Regions from separate parts of the Homo sapiens genome. Here regions 1 and 2 are each linked to region 3. Evidence: chromatin contacts called from ENCODE Hi-C or POLR2A ChIA-PET data. All regions are on one chromosome and are shown on one strand. The core of a region is the stretch at or near the end of the contact, and the rest is flanking DNA. Distances in the headings are between cores, read along the strand shown.

The links. Hi-C counts contacts between places; a loop is a spot of excess contacts on that map. ChIA-PET counts read pairs that join two places held with the same protein, here RNA polymerase II (POLR2A). Pooled maps may share reads with other maps.
Region 1: a loop to region 3 is called in a pooled map, with 7 times the contacts of the local background. The contact joins the promoter of SLCO4A1 here to the promoter of LSM14B in region 3. A Hi-C loop is called at or near these places in 1 of 37 single-sample maps with no recorded cell type and 12 of 50 pooled maps. POLR2A ChIA-PET finds 5 or more read pairs at or near these places in 1 of 52 experiments (WTC11).
Region 2: a loop to region 3 is called in a pooled map, with 10 times the contacts of the local background. The contact joins the promoter of DIDO1 here to the promoter of LSM14B in region 3. A Hi-C loop is called at or near these places in 1 of 168 maps with a recorded cell type or tissue (naive thymus-derived CD4-positive, alpha-beta T cell), 2 of 37 single-sample maps with no recorded cell type and 14 of 50 pooled maps. POLR2A ChIA-PET finds 5 or more read pairs at or near these places in 1 of 52 experiments (GM12878).

What each region holds. Positions count from the first base shown.
Region 1 is chr20:62,641,091-62,643,790 of GRCh38, reverse strand. SLCO4A1 (solute carrier organic anion transporter family member 4A1) reads right to left here and starts at 1,288. Exons shown (of 12, transcript NM_016354.4): 1 at 1,238-1,288. It overlaps LOC124904949 (a long non-coding RNA gene), which reads left to right and starts at 1,454. Exons shown (of 2, transcript XR_007067711.1): 1 at 1,454-2,138; 2 at 2,445-2,700. RefSeq lists a silencer at 851-1,800.
Region 2 is chr20:62,925,116-62,927,815 of GRCh38, reverse strand. DIDO1 (death inducer-obliterator 1) reads left to right here and starts at 1,311. Exons shown (of 16, transcript NM_001193369.2): 1 at 1,311-1,377. RefSeq lists enhancers at 1-325, 1,208-1,821, 2,164-2,213, 1,822-2,435 and silencers at 1,124-1,563, 1,634-1,723.
Region 3 is chr20:62,121,211-62,123,910 of GRCh38, reverse strand. LSM14B (LSM family member 14B) reads right to left here and starts at 1,436. Exons shown (of 9, transcript NM_144703.3): 1 at 1,118-1,436. The coding sequence starts at 1,244. LOC105372706 (a long non-coding RNA gene) reads left to right here and starts at 227. Exons shown (of 3, transcript XR_936963.2): 1 at 227-455. RefSeq lists enhancers at 1-547, 548-1,236, 1,237-1,924 and silencers at 588-1,127, 1,288-2,377.

The DNA of each region.
Region 1 (2,700 bases), core at 39-2,538, 520 kb before region 3:
TGCTGTCACTGTCCTTGTCATTATTACCAGATTCACAAGCGGAGCCGGCTAAGGCCAAGGAGCTGTCCTCTGAGATCCATTTGCTCCCGCTGCTGGGAATGAAAACGTCGCTGACACCGGGCTCTGCAGAGCCAGTTTCTGATTAGATGGAGGTAACCCAAGTTCCAAAAACCACAGCTGAGGAGCAGCAGCTGACAAGCTGGTTGCATGGATGTGGAAAACTACCGCGTTCCAGCCGCCTCCAGACAGAAACAGGACGCATAGCCAGGTCCCACGGCAGCTCCAAAGAGGGCCTTGCACGCCAAGCGGGGCACCCCCCAGCCTGAGGGTTCACCAACCACGCGGACCACGCGGAAACCTAGCTGGGCTTCTCTCTCCCCTCGGGGCGCCAGTGCGGGAGGCGGTTTCTCCCTTGGAAGTGGAAGTCAGATCTGCTTCCAGGTTCCCGGTCTAGGGCCGGTCTAGGGCAGCTAAGCCTGCCTGCTCCTTCCTTTCCATCCTCCCTGGTCAGGGGAGCCCAACAGCAACGCGAGGGCACCCGACCCTCTGCCTGCACCTGGAGGGCGCCCGGGTCCCCCCAAGCCACGGCCAGGACGTCGCGTGGTGGGGCAGGGAAAGGGGCGCCGCCGCTGCTGGAAACTAGCCCTGTGCGCTCCGCCCGCGCTCCCCTCCCGGAGATGTCTCGAGCGCCTCTGGCGCGAACAAAGCCCGGCCGCCCCCGAGAAACTTCCGTGCATGAAGGTTTCCTCCTTGACTCGGCAGCAGCGGCCGCCGCAGGTGGGTGACTCCGCAACTCTGGAGCTCCGCGGAGGCGCGTTCGTCCCCAGCTGGATCTGTGGGGCCTGCGCCTGCGCGCGCTCCGGGCCACCTGCCCAGGTCACCTGCCCCGGCCACTCCGACAGTCCCTGCCAGGGCCGCAGCCCCTGCTCACCCGCTTCCCCCCGGCACCCGCTGCAGCGTGGGGCCCCTTCGCCTCGGTCCTCCTGCGGGCGACTCGGGAGCTCCTACCTGCGCAGCCGGCGGCGGGAAGCGGCGAATTTGGCCTCCGATTCCGCTCGGTCCTGCCCTCCCCCGCGGAGAGGCTCGGGGCGCTCGGCCGGTGCCCAGGCCTCCCGCCCCCGCGCGCATCCCCCCGGCGCTCCAGCCCCTGCCCACGATGGCGGCACCTGCCGCGCTCCTACGCCAGCAGGTCGGGCCCTGTGCACCCGCGCCAGCTCCCCGCTCCCCGCGCACTCACCGTCCCCGTCTCGAGGGCCCGGCCGCCGCGCCGCGCAGCGCTCCACGCTCTGGCCTCCCCGGCAGCCACGCGCCGCTTCATTCATCCGCTGGGGCCGCCCCCGCCGCAGAGGGAGGGGCGGGGTTTCCTGCGCGGGGCCCGCCTCACCCCCCACGGCCAATGGCAGCGGCGACCGCCCCCTCCTCCCCCCCAGGGCACAGAGGCGGGAACGCGCGGCGGGGGACCAGGGCGTCTCTCTCCGGAGCGCTGCCGCCTCCTGGACTCCCCGCTCCAGCTCCAAGGACCGGCATCGCTGCCGCAGCCGGGAGGCCGAGAACGCGCGGTGGCGACGCCGCCCCAGGCCACGCGGCGAGGCGGTTCCGAACGGACTCGGGATTCGCTCCTGGGCGCTGTGGGGCCGAGTGGAGCCAAGCGGCCGTTTTTCAGCTCCGCCCTTCCGAAAGGCTGCCGCAGGGTCGGGGCCACGTGGGGCCCGCGGCAGAGGGGCTGGGGGAACGCCACGGGCGGCCCTGGTGAAGGTGCCCGCCGGTCTCGGCCTGACCCCCAGGCCCTGTTCTGGCACGCGCCCCACCTGCGCGCACAGTGAGACCGGCGCCCTAGCCTGGGAATCCGGGGAATCTCCAGCCCGTTGCCTTTTCCATAACCCCGTCTTCTTTTTCACACTAGCTCTGAGGGTGGAAGGCAGGGAGGTGCCAGCCACGTTCCCTTCCACAGAGGGAACTCCCTGTTGGAATTCCTACCCCGGCTTCCTGCCGTCTGTCCTGGAACACATTGCTCCAGGCCTCCGAGCCTCAGTTTCCTCGTTTGCAAAATGGGGGCGATAACAGAGCGTCCTCAAAGGGGATAAGACGGAAGAAGTTGGCTCATATCAGGGCTCATAATTGTTGCCAAGTATTAACAGGTAACCACAATCACACTCCACAAAGCTTCCCTTTTAGTGTCAGTGAAATTAATTTAAAAGAAGTTTCCGAAAGTCAAGTGTGTGTGTGTGAATCCTGAGATAAGTCAGGTAAGGGGGGAAATGACCACCTCACGGCCCCAGGCTGGTGAGGAAGTCCTAGCCACGGAGGCGGTGCTGCAGGACCTGGCCTGGTGGCATAGCGTGGCGGGCGGGTTCACCGTGGAGAGACGAAGGAGGTGCTGCGGCTTGTGAGAAAAGGCCCACAACCCCATGCAGTTATTTATGAAATGGTTTTCCTTCCTCCAGGGCTTGGGGCTCCTGCCCACTCGTATCAGGTCCCGGGACCCCCCCGGTGGTGTCCTCAGGGCTCCCGCCGTCCCAGGCCGCCCTCCACTTCTGGAAGCAGACACGAGGCCACGAGACCCACTGCTTTTGGGTATCTGCTTTCATTCCTGACACTGCCCTTTAAGAGAAAAAAGTACCCACATTGTTCCCAGATGGAGAGGGTCCCTCCCAGAGGGTGAGGCACTGCCACAGGGGCTCACGGCCCTGCCAGGAGTGG
Region 2 (2,700 bases), core at 62-2,561, 800 kb before region 3:
AGCAAAAACAAGCTGCGTTGTATTCCTTTGAAGAAAACTAAGTCTGCCTCAGAAACTAGCAGACCCTGTAATCTTCAGCGGTATTATTAAAAAGCACACCTGCCTCAAAGCCCCTGGTTCATCCATGGAAGCATCGCAGAAGCCTCTGTATTAGGGGCAGCTTTACGGCACTCTGGGCCCCTTTTACTCTTGGCCAGGGCCAACGCCAAAGGCTAGATGGTCCATGCTTCCAGGTAGCGTATCACTGTTCACAGAAGCAGAAACAAGTAATGGGGCCACCTCCACCCCCCCCAGGTCCCTGCCCTCGGAGCAAGTGGCCAGTGCCCATGGTGCCTCGAGGCAACAGCTGCCCCTCCTGCCCCCTCCCAGTCTCTTTCCTGCAGTATCTGGGGACAGACAGGTGATAGAGTGTCACTCTAGTTACTATTGAGCGAACTGAAGAAAATCCACATGGAAGGTTGACATCTACCATACCTCACTTTCCCCTCTCTTGATAGTAAGTGTCTAATCTTTCCCTCCAACCCCTGTGGGCAAACATGTCCATGCGTTCTTTGAGTTCTAGCTACTGGTCAGTAGTTCTGAGTGTAGGATTGACATGGTGGGAGGAGGCAGAGCTTTGGGACCACACCGCCAAGGTCCCTGGGGCCTAGAGGTCCAGCGTGCCCGCCTCCCTTCCTCGCTGTGCTCCTTTCTCTCCCCCCCACCCCCACGCTCCTGGTTTCTGGAGCCGAGCTTGGGGTGGGGAGGCAGCAGGTAGGGTCTTCAAGTTGGAGAGAAACCCCGCCCACACCTGGACCTCGCCCCTCGCTGCCATTCCCAGCCGAGGCCGTCAGGGGCCTGCGTTTTGAGAAACACAATCTGGAAGAGAAAACCTGGGCCTTTTCTTCTTTTATCCCCTGTCCCCGCCCCCCTACACCTCTTACAAATTTAGCCCAGGAGCTTTCTATCCCCACCGACTTGAAGGGTTTATCGGTCTTAAGAGCGAAATCCTGGCGGAGTGCAGTCCCTCGGGGCTAGCATCCACGTTCCGCCTGCGCCCTGCCCGGGCTGTTCCGAGGGATCCCCGCAAGGGCACTGCCCCAGCTTTCACTCTTGGAGTCGGGGAAATAAGGTGTCCACAAAGGATGCAAGCAAGTCATTGTCAGTGCAGACCCGAAGGGCGCGTCCGGAGTGCAGGTATGAAAGACGGGCGCATGCGCGCAGTCCGGGGCCGGGCTTCGCAGCCCGGGCTCCGCTCTAGCCCCGCAGCGTCTCGGTGGCCGGTCTCGTCCTCCGCCCGCCGCGCGGGGGCGCCGCTCTAGCCCCGCGCCATCTCGGTGGCCGTCCGCCCACTCCGCGGCGTTCGGGGAAATGGCTGCGAGACCCTAGAGGCCTGCGGCCTGCGGTAAGTGGCGTCCCGGGCGCCGGGTAGAAGAGCCGGCCGCCGCTTGGGCCGCCCTCGGGAGCGGGGCGGGGCCGGCATCGGAGCCCGGCTGGCGAGAGCCGCGGATCCCGCACAGGCCGCTCCCGCCGAGAAGATGGCGGCCGCGGAAGGGAAGGAGCGGGCGGGCGGGCGGGCGAGCGGGCGGGGCCGGTCAGAGCCGCCGCGGCCTGGGGCGCGGGCCTCAGACGCCGGCCCTGGTGGGCTGCGTGAGGTCGAGGGGACTGGCGAGCACTCGGTGGTCGCGGCTGGAACGGTTCCGAGGGTGGGAGTCGGGGCGGCCGCTCGCGGGGAAGAGCGCAGGGCTGGCCTGGGCGAGTGCGGCCCGGGGCTCGGGGGCTGCGTAGCTGGCTTGTAAGCGCAGCTGGTTTCCCTAGGCATTCTCGGGGACCTCGGCGCTTCCTCCCGGGCCTTGGGTGCGGTCGGGGTGGCCGGCTTAGCTTCTGGCGTGCCTTCGGGGGATTCCGGCACTGCAGGGGCGGCTGGCGCTGCAGGAAGCGCGAAGAGCCCGGATTCGCTTTTCTGAAGAGTGTGTCCTTACCTCCCCGCGCTGGTTTTCAGTTTTTTTGTGGAATAGTTTGTTGCGTTGGTTTGTACTGGCCGTATTTGTGACACATTTTGCCTTCCAGTGACCCCGGAAGCCGAAAGGGCCCGCTCTTGCGCTCGGCGGGAGGGGTGCTCGTGCTGCCTCCGCTGCGGCGTCCGGGGCTCCTTCTCGCGGTTCTGAGACAGTGGAGGTCAAGGCCGGCTTTTCTGCTCTAAATAAAGGACTTTAATATATAAGTTTAGAGTTTGGGCCACAGGTAGCAGTAGCTTACTGCGTTACCAGTTATTGAAAATACTCTTTAACTTGTGCCTGGGCCTTCGATATCCGTGTCATCTGTCTGCTGATGGAATGAGATTTGAGCCTAGTGTACTCAGGGACTTAGAGGAGGGAAAGGCAGATGGGAACGTCTTTTCGGTATATTCACATAACTTTGCTATATACCCCGTGTTCCATGGTTTCCGTAGGGCCACATATGACTTGGTTGAAATACAGTTCTGAGAAAGGTCCTTAGCAGTGCCTTTTAAGGAGTAAATACAGTCTTTTTTTAAATGAGCATTCATTGCTTACTGTTAGCACGAGGGATACAGCAGTGACCAAGGTGGCCCCTGTCCCAGTCCTGGAGACAAGTTCACTGGGGAACTTGAGAGATTATTCCAGCTCCTTCCTTTAAATCAGGTGTTGCCAACTCGTTTACCTGGAGCCTAGGGCTCTTTAGTGGCCCTTTGGGTTGCTG
Region 3 (2,700 bases), core at 187-2,686:
CTAACTGGGCTCTCCTGTAATAAGTGTAGTGAGGTTCCATGGCTGCAAGTGAGTGCATAGCCCTGGCATACTCAACAAGCTCCTGAAGCCACGCAGGAGACGGGCTTCAAAAGGAGACACTCCCTGTTTGGAATGAGTGCGTTCTTCTACACATGAAGTTCCCTGTGACCTAAGCAGCGTTTCAGACGCGTCTAGACACTTCAAGAACCCCTGGGAGCCTAGCGCCAGATCCAGCACACACACGGGCTTAGGCAGACGTGGCTCCACGGGCACTTTTCTCTGAGAGGCAGGGGAAGTGCACTCCCCGTCTTCTCTGGGTGATGAAGACAAAGAAACTCTGGACCACCCGCTGCCTCAACAACCTCAGAGATTCTGACTCTAAAGAGCCCCCCTCCTGTAAGTCCTCCAGCGGCCACAGCCGGTTACGAGCACCCACAGGCGGCTGTCACCAAAAGGTAAGCCCCACAGTGGGAAGGTCAGGATAGAGCAGGAGAACCGTTTAAACCGGGGCATCTGGCTGCCAACGGATGCTTCTGCCTTGGCAGGAGGCCGCATTAGGACGCGGTATTTGTTCAGGATCAAGGCCCCAGCTGTCTAATAAGTTCCAGAAAGGCTTGCAGGATTCGCGTGTTGTGACCCCACCCCCAGCCTTCGGGAGACGCCGGGACACTGGCCCCGCCACCCGACCTCGAGGCTCCCCCGCAGGGATCCCCCCAGGCTGGCGGGGAGGAGGCCCGCTGACGGGAGCCGCCCTGCTCCTCGGAGCTGGCACCTGCAGAGGTGGGCTGGGCGGCCGAGGGGGCGGCACCGCGGGGGCCGGGCCCGCCCCTCACCAAACACCGCCGGGCGCCCGCGCACAATCCCGCCGCCCTGGGAGCCCAGGGAGACCATTGTGCGGCCGGCTACGCTGGGGGAGGGTGGCGCGCGGGAAGGGGGCGCCTCGGGGGCGTCCGGGGTGAAGGCGCGGGCAGGGGATCTCGGGCCGGGTGTGCCCTGGGTGGGTTCTGGGCGGGGTCTGGGCGCCAGGCTCCGGGGCGCCCCGGGGCGGGGAGGGCACCGCAGGCCGGGGCTGTTGGCGGACGGGGGTCAGCGGGCTCGGGCGGGCGGCGGCCGCTACCTTTGGCGAGCGCCACGGTGGAGTTGTCGGTGTCGATGGTGTAGAGAATGCCCTCGTAGCGGATCTGCGCCTTGGAGATGAGGCTGATCTTGCTGCCCAGATACGGGGTGCCTGAGGAGCCGCTCATGGCGGCGGCCGGGGTGCGTCGGGCCGCGGTGGGGAAGGAGCGCCGGGCCGCGGCCCGCTCCGCCGCCGCGCGGTGGCCTGGCCGCCCGCTCCTGCGCTCCTCCGCCCGCCGCCGCCTCCGCCTGGGCGCCTCCTCGCCACCGCCCGAGGGGCCTGCGCGGGCACCGAGCGAACCAAGAAGGGGCGCGCGACTGGGGCTCTGAGAGGAGCGCGGGGGAGGAGGGGCCGCCGCAGCCACATCCGGGGCCTCGCGCCGCCACGCACCGCCACGCACCGCCCCTTCACGCTCGCCGCCCATTGGCTCGCCGCGCCCGCCGTCCTTTAAATATGGCCGGGCCGCCAGCTGGGGGGCGGGCCCTCGCGTCGTTCCTGCGCAGCAAGGCGCCGCTGGCCGGGGGCGGGTCTCCCCGGCGATCCGCCCCACCCTCGGCCGGCTCCCGGCGGGCCCCTCGCGGAGCTGGGAGCACGAGACTGAGCGGGCGGGGGGAGGGGTGGGAAGCGGCCCGGGAGGAGCGCGCGTGCGCGTGGGCGGGCGGCTGCGGTTTGCACGCTCAGTGGGCGGGACCGGGGAGGAGCGCCAGGCCCCGCCCGCGCGCGTGCCGGCGCCGCCCCGGACCCTGGGCGCCGCGAACACGGGGGCTTTGCCCCCTTGGCCTCAGTTTCCCCTCCTACAGAAGTGGGGTCCGGACGACTCCCCTATCTTGGGCCAGATGCGCCTATAGCCCTCACCCTCATGGGGGACCGGGGAGTGGCGGAGGCCCTGGGCGCCGGGTGTTCCCGGGCAGCCCCGGGACTCCCGCCCCAGTGCCCAGGTGCCGGCGGGGGGCGGGCGCGGCGGCAGCTCCCGGGAAGGCGGCGCTTCCGGCGTGGCAGCCTCTAAATATAACATGCTGAGCACACTTTCTCTTTTAATCCTGCCCCTCCTCCCAAAGCCTGCCGCAGCTTTCCATTTCCCTTAAAATAAATTCTGACTGGCTACCGGGGGCCTCGGAGCCTCCGCTCGTACCCGGGGCTGCGGCCCGGAGGCCTTGCCCACCTCCCCGGCCGTGGAGGAAGCTCGGCCGCCCGCCGTCGCTTAGCTGCGGGCCCTCCTCGCGTATACTCCGCGTGATTAGTGACCGAGGGCGCGCGGTGTGTGCTTTTTTTGCTTCCGTCTTGACCGTGAACATCATCAGATCACGGACCAATATTGGGTCCTGGAAAAAAAAAGTAGTGGGTGGTGACTATAAAAATGCAATAGGCTGGGCGCGGTGGCTCACGCCTGTAATCCCAACACTTTGGGAGGCGGAGGCGGGCGGATCACTTGAGGTGAGGAGTTCAAGACCAGCCTGGGCAAAATGGTGAAACCCTGTCTCTACTCTAAAAATACAAAAAAACTAGCCGGGCGTGGTGACAGACACGTGTAATCCCCAGCTACTCGGGAGTCTGAGGCAGGAGAATCGCTTGAGCCTGAGACG